Regions from separate parts of the Mus musculus genome. Here region 1 is linked to region 2. Evidence: chromatin loops called from intact Hi-C (ENCODE). Cell type or tissue: heart. All regions are shown on one strand. Each heading gives the region's core, and the rest is flanking DNA. Links, peaks and the distances in the headings are about the cores only.

What was found. A loop is a pair of places that touch in the nucleus more often than their neighbours do. Peaks named below come from ENCODE experiments on the same cell type or tissue, not always from the same donor. Only the 100,000 strongest peaks of a DNase experiment are listed, where the experiment ranks them.
Region 1: a loop joins it to region 2, with 3 times the contacts of the local background. A loop is called at or near these places in 6 of 42 quality-filtered maps.

The regions. Positions count from the first base shown.
Region 1 is chr4:130,968,838-130,974,983 of GRCm38, reverse strand. No RefSeq gene overlaps it. Among named protein-coding and RNA genes, the nearest start is that of Matn1, 28 kb to the right of the region's middle. In heart, for the core only: a CTCF peak has its summit at 3,515 (motif pointing left); a DNase peak (open chromatin) is centred at 2,353.
Region 2 is chr4:131,184,345-131,190,490 of GRCm38, reverse strand. No RefSeq gene overlaps it. Among named protein-coding and RNA genes, the nearest start is that of Gm42318, 31 kb to the right of the region's middle. In heart, for the core only: no CTCF peak of the experiment used is centred there; no DNase peak of the experiment used is centred there; H3K27me3 peaks cover 124 bases.

The DNA of each region.
Region 1 (6,146 bases), core at 451-5,450, 220 kb after region 2:
ACAAGGAGCTGGCCAAGGACAGGGCCATGGAGAGTGGCCCTTTAGATGTAAAGATCCTCTGCCATCCTGCAGCCTGCCTCCTGAAGCTGTCAGCCATCTGGGGCCACCGCCCGGGTCCTCGGCTTCCTGTGGCCTCCGACAACTGCTGTGTAGCGAAGCAATGTCTTCTGGGTACAGATGGCAGGGGAAAGTTCCATATGCACACGCAGGCACGCAGAAGACTCGGCCAGGACACGTGTGTGTGTGTGTGTGTGTGTGTGTGTGTGTGTGTGTGTGTGTGTGTATAAAAGAGAGAGAAGATATGATTATATCTGTGCATGGATGTGTGTGAAGATAACCGTGTGAGTAAATGTATATGTGTGAATGGATGAGTGTGTGTTTGTGTGTGTGTGTGTGAGTGTGTGTGTGTGAGTGTATAGACATGTGTGAGTGAGTATCGGTGGATGTGTATATAGATGCATGTGTGTGATTGTGTGTGCATGTGTGTGAGTGTGTGTAGGCGTGAATGTATGAGTATTGTGTGAGTGTATATGTATATATGTAAGTGCATGTATTTGACTGTGTGTGTACCAATGCGTGTGAGTGTGTATGTCTGTGTCTCTATTCGGATGCTCATAGGTGTGGGAGAGTGTGAGTGTGTTGTGTAGGTGTAGCTTTTTACAGGGGTGCTATGAATCCAAACATGGTCCTCACGTCTCATAGCAAGCACTCTTACCACCGAGGCATCTCTCCAGCCCTAGAACTTTCATGGGGAGGGGAAAAAAATGAAGGAATCTAAATATCTGTCAGTAGGAAAGTGATTAAAAGAAAAAGATACGCCGGGCCACCAAGCCTGGTGTAAGGCCTCGTTCTGTTTTTTAATAGGGTCCATGCTCCATATGTACTAACAGGGAGAGGTGTCTGAGCTGCTGCTGATGGGGGAAAGTGAGATGCACAAACATGCATATTGCATGATAGCTTTATGTTTTGTAAAACATCCATTAAAAATGCATGCGTCTGTCTGTGCGTCTGGAGAGGCATGGAAACGGTCCATGAGGGTCTCTCACAGCCCTGAAAGCAGCAGTTAGGTGGACAGGATTCAGATGTGGGGAGCCAGGCCAGGGAACTTGGGGGTTTTGTCTAAATTGTTTCACTCTGTTACAAAGAGAATAGATGCGCATAGCACTCGCATAATTGGAAAAGAGCCGAGGGGTGGATGGGGCGCTTGGCAGCCTTGCCAAGAATAGCGGGAGAACTCCCCAACAACCCAGGCGACCACCTGAAAGGAACCCGCTCAACAAACCCTGGTTCCTTTAACAAAAGGCTGCCTGGCAACTGCTGAGGGAGATGGGACAGATCCAAGTGGGAAAACGTTCTCAAAAGCTGCAAAATGATGCTCGAAGTACAAACTGTGGTTTTTAAAAGGAAGGCAAGTTATTCTACCCCGGCGGGGGTTGGGGGAGGGGAGAGAAATCCCTTCCAGACCTCTGTGGAGAGGGATCAAGAGACTGCGATGCAAAGACCAGGGTTAAGATCCAGTGGCCCCTTTACCCAGTCTTAAAAAGGACACCAGCAGGGACCTGGGAAGATGGCTTAGTCGGTAAAGCACTTACCACTCAAGCATGAAGACCTGAGTTCAAATCCCCAGCACCCACTTGAAAAGCCAAAGATGGCAGTACTGGGGAGGCTGAGGCAGGAGGACCCCTGGGACTCACTGAGCTCCAGATTCAGTGGGAGACCTCACCTCCGGCTTGGGGAAGAAGACATTTAAAATTCTCACATACTTCTTTATTGCTTGATTTTAACAGTGAATTCAGATCACTTTGTATGTGTGTGTGTGTGTGTGTGTGTGTGTGTAATGCTTTGGGAATGGAACCTCACCTATGACTGTTGCATACTCTATCTGTGAGCTACATCGCCAACCCTTTGAGTAACAGGATCCTACAAAGTTACCCAAGCTGGCCTTGAACTTACAATCCTCCTGCCTCAGCCTCCCAACTAGATGAGATTATAGGCCTGTGATGTCAGGACCCTCCCATTAATCCCACTTTTAAAAATCTAATAAAGGTCTGGGATTGTAGCTCAATGGTACAGCAGTTGTCTGGAACGTGTGAGGCCCCGGTTTGCATCCCAAGCACTGCAAACATCATCGGAAAACTGAGACTAGCCAACCTCCCTGTGCCTGTGGTGATCCATCCTGCCAGGCTCTCCCCTTGGCTCTGTCTTGGCATGCACGTCTGGGCTGTCCCTGGCTGTAGCCTCTGAGAGCACATGATGGCTGCCAGTTCCACCCTGACAACACTGCCTGCAATTCTAACACTGTGATTGTAAAGGAGCACAGATAAAATGAAACAGACTCTCTCCAAACACACCCCCTCCCTGCCAAGGGCCCAGGACCAGGGGGACCGAAGGAAGGTGGGTGACAAGCAGTCTCCTGTCTCCTGCCTGCACTCTGTGATTTAATATCATTTTGACATTTCTCCAGCTGAGTGGCAGCCAGGGCTCCAGTCGCATGAAATCAGGCAGATAAAAGCCAGAGCAGAGGGCGCTGAGACCTTGGCTCCCTGTCATTTTGTCACCGGCTCTCCCAGAGGCGAGCCGGCGCATTAAGCTGCCGAAGTCAATAATGAAATAGATCGGGAATGAAGGTGGAAAGAGATTGAGAACCCACAAAAATTTGCTATGTACTCGAGAGTCCCAGGGAGAAGGGCCACCACCGGGGTTCTGTGCAATTGTATAGGGGATACCCCGGACTGCTGGCAATGGAGTTGAGGGGTTCCATCCCATGAGCTGAACATCTTCTGTGCACACAGCCAGGATACCACCACAAACAAGCTAGGCAAGGCGAGAAGCCCCAGATAATCACCACGACTATCTTCATTTTCTTTTCCTGTTACTATGACAAAACACACTGACAAAGGCTACTCATGGAGGGGAGAGATTTTTGAGGTCACAGTTCAGGGAGCGGTCCCACCATGGGGAGGAAGTTAAGGCATGGGGGCCGGGGTGGGTGGGGAGGGGGAAGTGCCTGAAGCAGCTAGCCTCACAGGGCCCACTGCAATTCTAAGAGTACAAAAGATACACCCCTGGTCCTCAGCTTCCTCCATCCGTTCCTGCAGCTCCCTTCCCAGCCAGGGAATGGTGCCGCCCACAGTGGGCTGGTCCTCCCACCTCACTTACTCCAGTCTAGATAATCGGTATCTCCAAGGCCCTTTCCCTGGGTGATTCTAGGTTTTGTCAGGTTGACAATTAACCTTCATCATCCCAGTAATGAGTTTGTAGTCTAATAATGCTAAATATGTAATCATCTCTGTTTGCTTGTCTATTGAGGTCCTAAATCCTCAGCATTCTTTTTTTTTTTAATTTCATACACAAAAATACCTTCTGAAGGGCTGAAGAGATGGCTCAATGGTTAAGAGCACTTGTCACTCTTCCAGAGAACCCAGGTTCAATCCCCAGCACCCACATAGCAGCTCACAACCCTCTGTAATTCCAGTTCCAGGAAATCTGATGCCCTCTTCTGGCTTCTGTGGGTACTGCATACCCATGGTGCACAGGCAAACATACAAAGTACCCATGCACATAAAATAAATACTTTAAATATAAAAAGAAAAAAGACACTTTTTAATGCAAAAAAAGAAAAGAAAGAAAGAACGCTTTTGTAAATACAAAGCAAGGGAAAACACTTTTTAATACAAAAGGGAAAACACTTCATGTGTATAAAAAAAGATTAATACAAAAAAAGGAAAAAAAACACTTTTGTTAACACAAAAAAAGAAAAAACACTTTTTAAAATTTTTAAATAAAAAAGAAGCTCTGAAGTGATTCGAGGAAAATGTGAGGCTCTCAGGAGCTAAGACAGCTCCCACTGAGAAGCACTTAGTAACAGACAAAGCACTGGGCTTTGAACACAGACCTGCCTTGTGTGCACCCGTCTCTCTGTCTACACCGCACGCTAAGTGGGCAAAAGTCTCCCTCCTTCCCCAAACACCTGAGCCTCAAGTCCTGCTTGAACTTTGTGTAGCTATCCTTCAACCTCATGCAGCTAGCTGGATCCAGCCTTCTAGGGGCTGCTGCAACCGGTGAGATGCTGTGTTAATCTGCCCACTGAGAACTTGGAGCTGTGTGGAGCTGGGGGTTCAGCTGAGGACAGCAGAGCAGGTGCCCGCTCTCTGGGATAACCTTCTACAGGATTTGGACATTCCCAGAAAGTCAGGAAAAAACTAAGCCAGGGTTTTGGTTTTGGTTGGTTGGTTGGCTGGCTGGCTGGCTGGCTGGCTGGCTGGCTGGTTGGTTGGTTGGTTGGTTGGTTGGTTGGTTGGTTGGTTTGTTGGTTGGTTCGTTGGTTAGTTGGTTGGCTGGTTAGTTGACTGGCTGGTTGGTTGACTGGCTGGTTGATTGAGTGGCTGGTTGGTTGTTTGGTTGGTTGTTTGGTTGGTTGGCTGGTTGGTTGACTGGCTGGTTAGTTGACTGGCTGGCTGGTTGGTTGGTTGGTTGGTTGGTTAGTTGGTTGATTGGTTGATTGACTGGCTGGTTGGTTGGTTGGTTGGTTGGTTGACTGGCTGGCTAGTTGGTTGGTTGGTTGGTTGGTTGGTTGGTTGGTTGGTTGGCTAGTTGGCTGGTTGGCTGGTTGGCTAGTTGACTGATTGGATGACTGGCTGGCTGGTTGGTTGGTTGGTTGGTTGGCTGGCTGGCTGGCTGGCTGTTTGGTTAGTTGGTTGGCTGGTTGGTTGACTGGCTGGATGGATGGTTGGTTGGTTGGTTGGTTGGTTGGTTGGTTGGTTGGTTGATTGGTTGGTTGGTTGGTTGGCTGGTTGGCTGGTTGGCTAGTTGACTGATTGGCTGGCTGGCTGGCTGGCTGGCTGGTTAGTTGGTTGGTTGATTGGTTGGTTGGTTGGCTGGCTGGCTGTTTGGTTAGTTGGTTGGCTGGTTGACTGGCTGGCTGGCTGGCTGGTTGGTTGGTTGGTTGGTTGGTTGGTTAGCTGACTGGCTGGTTGATTCATTGTTTTGGGAAGCATTTTTGGTGGTTTGTTTTCTTTTTGTTTTGGGGGTCAGAGGTCAATCTCAGGTGTCCCTCCCAGGAGCCATTGATCTTGTTTTCTGAAACAGAATCTCTCACAGGGATCTGGAGCTTGCTGGATCAGCTAGGATGGCTAGCCAGTGACTACAGGGATCCTTTCTTCTCCACCCGCCCTGTGGTGAGATGACAAGAACTTGGCACCAATTTCACACAGATCCTGGAAATTAAACTTGGTCCCCGTGCTTGCACAAGAGCCACGTTCCCTGCCTGATGCTTACTCGTTTCTGTTTTAATTAGTTCGTTTTTTTATTATCGTACGTTAACTTTACGTAGTCATGGAGTAGTGTGACAGATCCCTATGCACATATAGCACACACTGATTGGATCTAGCTTCACACACACACACCCGCTCTCCCCCTCATCCCCTTCCCAACCTTCAGTGATCACCACCACTCTCTGTTGCTGTCCACTTCTCCCTATCTATGAGAACAAACACATCTGCTTGCCTGTCTGCAGTTGCTTCTTCCACCTGGCCTCAGCCACGTTGCCACCAATGAGAAGATCCCCATCTTTGCGGCTGAGTAATATTCCCTTTGTACATGCATACACATTCTCCTTCTTGTGGAGATGGGAACCTGGGCTAATTCTGATCTCGGCCATTTGTGCTCATTGCCGTCATGAACAGAGGCAGGGGTCTCCTTAGGTTGCTGGATTCCTTTGCCAATGCCACTCTCATGACAGCAGGTGGATTCCCAGAGAGAAGCTGATGTGTGACAATCACCTCCATCCCTGCCAGCCCCAGACCTCTGCTCCCTCCATCCCTGCAAAGTGACATTGACACAACACCTCACCTTGAAGAGTCCTAGGCATGCAAACCCACACTGAGTGACACAGCGCCAAGCTGCTGGGTTTTTTGCTCTATTTTACTTTATTTCTCTTCCCAACAAGCTGATTTGACACCGTGTCAATCAACTTGAACTCCAGGATGCAGCTTCTCCCTCCATGTCTCCCTCCTCCTGCCAAAGCACGGCTGCCCAGATAATCCTCTTGATCCCCACAAGTGACCCTGCTCTCCACCCAAGCCTGTGTTGGGCCCTCAACAGCATCTACTCCACTCCTCACCTAGAATCCTTGGTGAACAAGGACA
Region 2 (6,146 bases), core at 801-5,800:
AGGACATGTGATGTTGGAGGGTATAATTAGGACTCCATGGAGTACTGGAGAGAGAGCTAGGCTTGCTTATAGAGCTAGCTATGCAACACTTGTGGGTCTCTTGTCTTCTCTGATCTTTGCTTCCCTGAGAGAGAGGTACCATTGAGAACTCCTCCTGGGGTTCCTGCTGGTCCCCCCTGCTGACTCGAGCTGAGGCTGAGGTCTGGCTGTCTCTGCTAGGTCATGTCACTGCTGTGGCTAACTGGACTCTACCAAACTGGACTATTGGTGTATCCATGAGGTGTTTGTGAGTAGATGAAGCTGCCACTACCTGCTGACCTGTAAACTGAACTGTTGATTTCCAGACAACACAGATGGGAGTTGCTCCAAAGATCCTTTCTAAACAGATCCACCTTCCCTGTATCCTTTCTTTCCCACTACCTCTGGTGGGTGATTGGTTATGAGGAAGGTTAAAGAGTTTAAGAACCATCATTAAAAATACGTTTTGAAAAAATTGAAGTTACACACCAATCTGGCCCTACTTCTCCATGGGTACCACAACCTGTGGAATGGCATCACTGGCCAGAGAGGAAGTGCTAGCACATATGAGTTAAGGGGCCTGTGTTGTTTCACACTTGAGCCATAACTTAAGTCACCATGCTGAAGGCCCACAGCTTAGGAGCTGCTGGCGGTCAACAATCGACCAAGGCCAACAAGGCCACTGGTGATCTTGACAGAGGGATCTAATTGCAGTGCAGGGTGAGGGTATGAAATCTGGGCCGAAAGAGGGGGGGAAAACTGTATTGAAACAAAAGTGACAACAAAAGGATGGTTTCACTTTTCTCTGTGCTCCATGCTGGTTTGCAGAGATTGGAGAGTAATGCTGCAGTGACCTTCTGAAGAGGTGGCCTGTGGAGAGGTGAGATTGACAGTGCAGGGGGTGAGGGGGGTGGGGGGACACTGGTAGCATCCAGAAACAGCACAAGGATGAACCACTGTGCAAGACAGCCTCGGTTTTGTGAAGGGTTTCTCTCCAGCTCCTTCCTTCAAGATATTTATCTGCATACCTACAGAGTGATTGAAAATGCCGTCGAAGCAGCAGCAGGCCAGGCGTGAATTTATCAAAGGTTTTCATCCTGAACATGTGACGGACAGCCTTCTGAGCCGGTGCATAGGGGCTCGGCTTGTTATCTTTTATTAGCTGCTAGACAGAGAAGACATTGGTTATGTTATCCTTCTATTCATAGATACCAGGTGATCGTGGTCGTGTTGTTACATCTTAGCGGTGGAGGAGGATCGGTGCACACATAGCTCAACAACCCTGAATAGGGAAGACCAACACCTAGGCTGGGTAAAGGCCCATGCTTTTTAATTATGGTGGGCATTGCCAGTGGGCCCTCCAGTCATGTGACACGAATGAATGTCCTACTGCCAGGGTATAAGAAACTTGGGCAGAGGGAGATTTTTTTGGTTTAGACTTCCGATAACAGGTTGTTGCATTTTGCTTTAAAGTGATATCAGAAATGCACTTGATGGGCAGGCCCCTCCTCCTCACGATGCACAGATGTGCCAGCAGCTGGAAAGGCTGAGGCTTAGTCCAGGAAGGAGGGAGGCAGGCCAAAGGGGAAGGAGGATGGATGCATCAGAACAGGCATTAGATACCAGCAGCTGCTTGGCAGACCTCTCTCTGTAAGGACCTGGGCTCAGCCTATCACTGCCTGGGGCCACAGAATAACTTGCCCTCAGGGTGGTGCCAACCAAACAAAGATAATTCCAAGGTGAGATCACAGGTGTTTTGGCAGGGTGCAGGCTCTGTCTTCGTTGTTGGTACAGCCTCTATCCCATTGGGAACAACAAAAATAAATGTTAGTCATGTGACATGCTTCTCCAGCCAATAGCAGCATGGGATGCTGCAGGGGCAATTTTGGGAAAGCTCCCTCCAAGGTGTGCAACCAGCTGGACTCTGTTGGTCCTGAAATGGAACATTAAACCCTGCAGCACAAAATCCAAGTCAAAACTTCATGGCAGTCCCCACATGTCAAAGATACAAAAAGGAAATTGAGGCCCCACTGACTAGAGTGTCATCTTGGAGCTGTAGGAACTTTGTCACATGAAATGCATGTGACAGACAGGTCCCCTCCACTTCACACTGCATGCATGTACTAGGGAGAATGCCGTTGCTTAGGGTCCAGGTGGCGATGGAGAAGGGGATCCTGGGACACCAGCATGCTGAACCCCAGGAAACCTGGCCCATGCCCTCCTCACCATTGAATAGTGCAGTCCAGATGGCTGGGGCTCTGAGTCTATTTCTCTAGCCAGTACGAGGGACAACAATCTCAGTGTTGGAGTCAAAGGAGCCTACCATGATTCTAAACCTTTTGAAAGCCACTGTCCTGGGCACTGGGGATCAGGTCACTTGTCCTAGCCTCTTATAGGTCAATGTAACCTTGGAAGAGCCACAATTCTCAGACCTCCTGGCATCTGACAATTAAATAGGAGAATGACATCACCACTCACAGAATGGCACTGGTCAAGGGAGAGGTCATAGCTGTGTGAGCACCAGGTGTCAGGATGTTAATGGTCCTCACCAGGGCCACCCGATGGTTGCTCTGCACTCTGTAGCCAGCATGACCTGTGGTGAGGAGCTTTACCTTCAAGTCAGCAGTCCTCCCACCCGGCTGGGTCTGAGTCTCTCCCAGCCTCAGTCTTCTCTATAAAAATTCAAGGGTTTCCCAGGCTGCTGGAAAGGCCCTCCCTGGCTCTCAGAGTTCAGGAGTTTGCTTGGTTACCTTTGGAGAGCCATGTGGGCGGGGTGAGGTGGAAGAGGGGGAGGCTGGACTCAAAATCAAGAGTGTGGAGTGACAAGAGCCACAGGCTCCTCAGAAAATGGTCCCTAGTTGAGTCTGGATGAATATACTCAGCCACTGTTTGCCTGAGGAAAAAGCAGCCGGGGAGGTCGTGAGGGATCCATTACCCACTAGCACAGAACAAGGTAGACTATGACCCTCCCTGCAGGCTACAATACCAGGTTTGTTTGTGAGCAAGGCTGCCTGGTTTAGTTCAGTATCATCTACAACGGCTCTAAGCAGATGGACAGATATTGGGGTGTGCTCTCATTGGGAAGACCCCAGCTTCCTGCTAATGAGCCCTGTGATCCTGATTTAAAATGAGTTTTGAGCAGTTTTACCATATCCAATGCTCGCCTGTTCGGGCTTCTATTTGCATGGCTCTCATTCCAAGTCTTTCACTTTCAATAAAGACCTGTCTTTGCATCGAAAGAGAGTCTCCTGGAGACAGTTTGTTTATGGCTTCTAATCTATCCTGACAATCTTATGTTTTGACTGGACAGCTGCATCCATTTTCATTTAAACTAATTATTGATAAAGAGGGCTTCGTTCCCATCAAGTTGCTATTTCTTTTCTGTTGCCCTTAGACAAACGTCTATTTTAATTGGAGTCACTTCTTCTGATATCTTCCTTCCTTCTTTCTTTCTTTCTTTCTTTCTTTCTTTCTTTCTTTCTTTCTTTCTTTCTTTCTTTCTTTCTTCCTTCCTTCCTTCCTTCCTTCCTTCCTTCCTTCCTTCCTTTCTGGGGGGGGGAGGGTGTCAGGGAAACATTTGAATTCTCTTCTTGTCACTTTCATGTTAATTCCAGGGCCCGTTTCCTTGTGAGGACCTTGTAGATTACATTTAGCCTCCCAAGGCAATGCAGTCCTGGTTTGAATTTCTATATCTCCCATTTAGCATGCAGAATTCTGTTCCTAAATAGCTCTGTCTCTGTCCCTGTCATGGTTTGAATAGGTTTGGCTCCCCCACAGACTCATGTGTTTGGATGCTTGGCCCATAGAATGTGGCACTATAAGGAGGTGTGGCCTTGTTGAAGTAGGCTCGACCTTGTTGGAGGAAGTGTGTCACTATGAGGGTGGGCTTTGAGGTTGCCTGTGCTCAGTCTCCACCCAGTGTGGCACACAGACTCTTTCTGCTGCCTGGGGTCAAGATATAGAACTCTGAGTCTTTCTCCAGCACCAAGTCTGTGTGCTCGCTGCCGTGCTTCCTGACGTGACGATAATAGACTAAATCTCTGACCCTGTAAAGCCAGCCCCAGTTAAATGCTTGCTTTTATGAGTTGTTACTGTCATGGTGTCTCTTCACAGCAATAAAACCCTGACTAAGACACACCCCCTTTCAGTGATGTCATCAGTTTATTTCTTTTTGTGTTGCTTGTCCAGAGACACAGACTAAAGCTGTTACTACTCTGATCTCTCAAATTACACAGAAAACAAAAGGTGGAATGAAAAGGCTTGGTTGGTAAAGTACTTGCCTAGCAAGCACAAAGCCACAAAGCCCTGAGTTCAGTCTCCCAGTGCCACGTAAAGCTGGGTGTAGTGGTACATGCTTGTAATCCCAACACTGGAGAGGTAGAGGTGGGAGAATGAGAAGTTCAGGATCATCCTGGGCTACATAGCAAGTTCAAGGCCAACATCCAGTGCTTGAGACACCTACCACTGTGCACACACACATGGGCATGCGCACACGCACACACACACACGCACACACACACACGCACACACACACACTTGTGTGTTGGATAATTCTAATTTTTAGGATTGTCCAAACTACCATTTAGTGTCTTTTTCTTTTATTTTCAAATATGTAGAAAAAAATCATTTTAAATCTATTTATTCTATGTGTATGAGTGTTTGCCTGATTGTGTATATGTGCACCATATACATGCCTGGTACCTGAGGGGTTCACAGCCCCTGTAAATGGAGTTGCAGGTGGTTGTGAGCCACTGTGTGGGTGCTGGGGCCCAAGCCTGAATCCCCTGGGCGAGCGATGAGTGCTCTTAACAACTGAGCTGTGTAACTACGAAGGTTCCTGTTTCTTACAGAACAGGTACTATAGCAACAAGCTCCCTGTTGGTATTTTTCCTGGTGTGTGTGTATGCATGAGTGTATGCACATCCTGAAAGAGTGGGCTAAGAGAGGAAGTGATTGTTTAGGGCTTATGGTTCACAGGTACAGTCCACAGGTCCAGGAAGCCATCATGGCAGAACCTATGCATTTCCCTTCATTCTTCATCCTTTCTCTCCCCCATACTTGATCATTTCAGTCATCATGTCAAGTTTGGTGATTACTTCCTCTGCTTTATCAAATCTGCTGTCTTAGGCCGTCTGGACTTCTATAACAAAATATCACGGCTTTCGTGGTCTATGGACAATGGCCATTTCTTTCTCACTCTTATGAGGGTACAGTCATCCACAATCAAGGCAACAAGGGACCCAGTGTCTGGTGCAGATCTCTGACAGGTTCACACGTGACTTCCTTGCAGTGTGTCCCATGACAGTGGGTGAAATGTCTCTTTGGGGCCTCCTTTATAAGAGCATTGATACCACTCTGATCTAACCATTCTCAAAGTCACTGCCAAACTCATTTGGGTTGGGGATCAGGTTTCAAAATGTGATCTTAGGAAGGACATAAAATTGAAGGCAGAGCATCTGGTTTGGAGTTTCTCTAATATTGTTTTTACATACTACACTTTCTAAACCTAGAATTTATTTTTGAACTTCCTGTTTTATATCTCTTAGTGGTGGTGGTGGTGTGTGTGTATGCATATGTGTGTGCATGCATGTGTGTGTGCATGTGCGTGCATGTGTATGCATGTGTGTATGTATGCATGTGTGTATGCATGTGTGTGTGCATGTGTGTGCATGTGTATGCATGTGTGTATGTATGCATGTGTGTATGCATGTGTGTGTGCATACATGTGTGCATGTGTATGCATGTGTGCATGCATGTGTGCATGTGTATGCATGTGTGTGTGCATGTGTATATGCATGTGTATATATGCATGTGGGTGTATGCATGTGTGCATGCATGTGTTCGTGCATGTGTGCGTGCTTGTGTGTATGCATGTGTGTGTATGCATGTGTATGCATACATGTGTGTGTATGCATGTGTGTGTGTCCATGCATGCCAGTGTCCCTGCTTATCATCTTCTTGACTTCCCTCAAGTCTTTCTTTGGTTTTTGACCAGCTTTTAAAATCTTACATTGGGTCACTTGCTCTCTGCTTCTGCCTGTCTGTGCAATGTGACCAAGTGGCCTCCTGTTCCCACCACCAAACCTTCCCCACAGTGAGGGACCGTACCTTCAAACTAACGAGCAGAA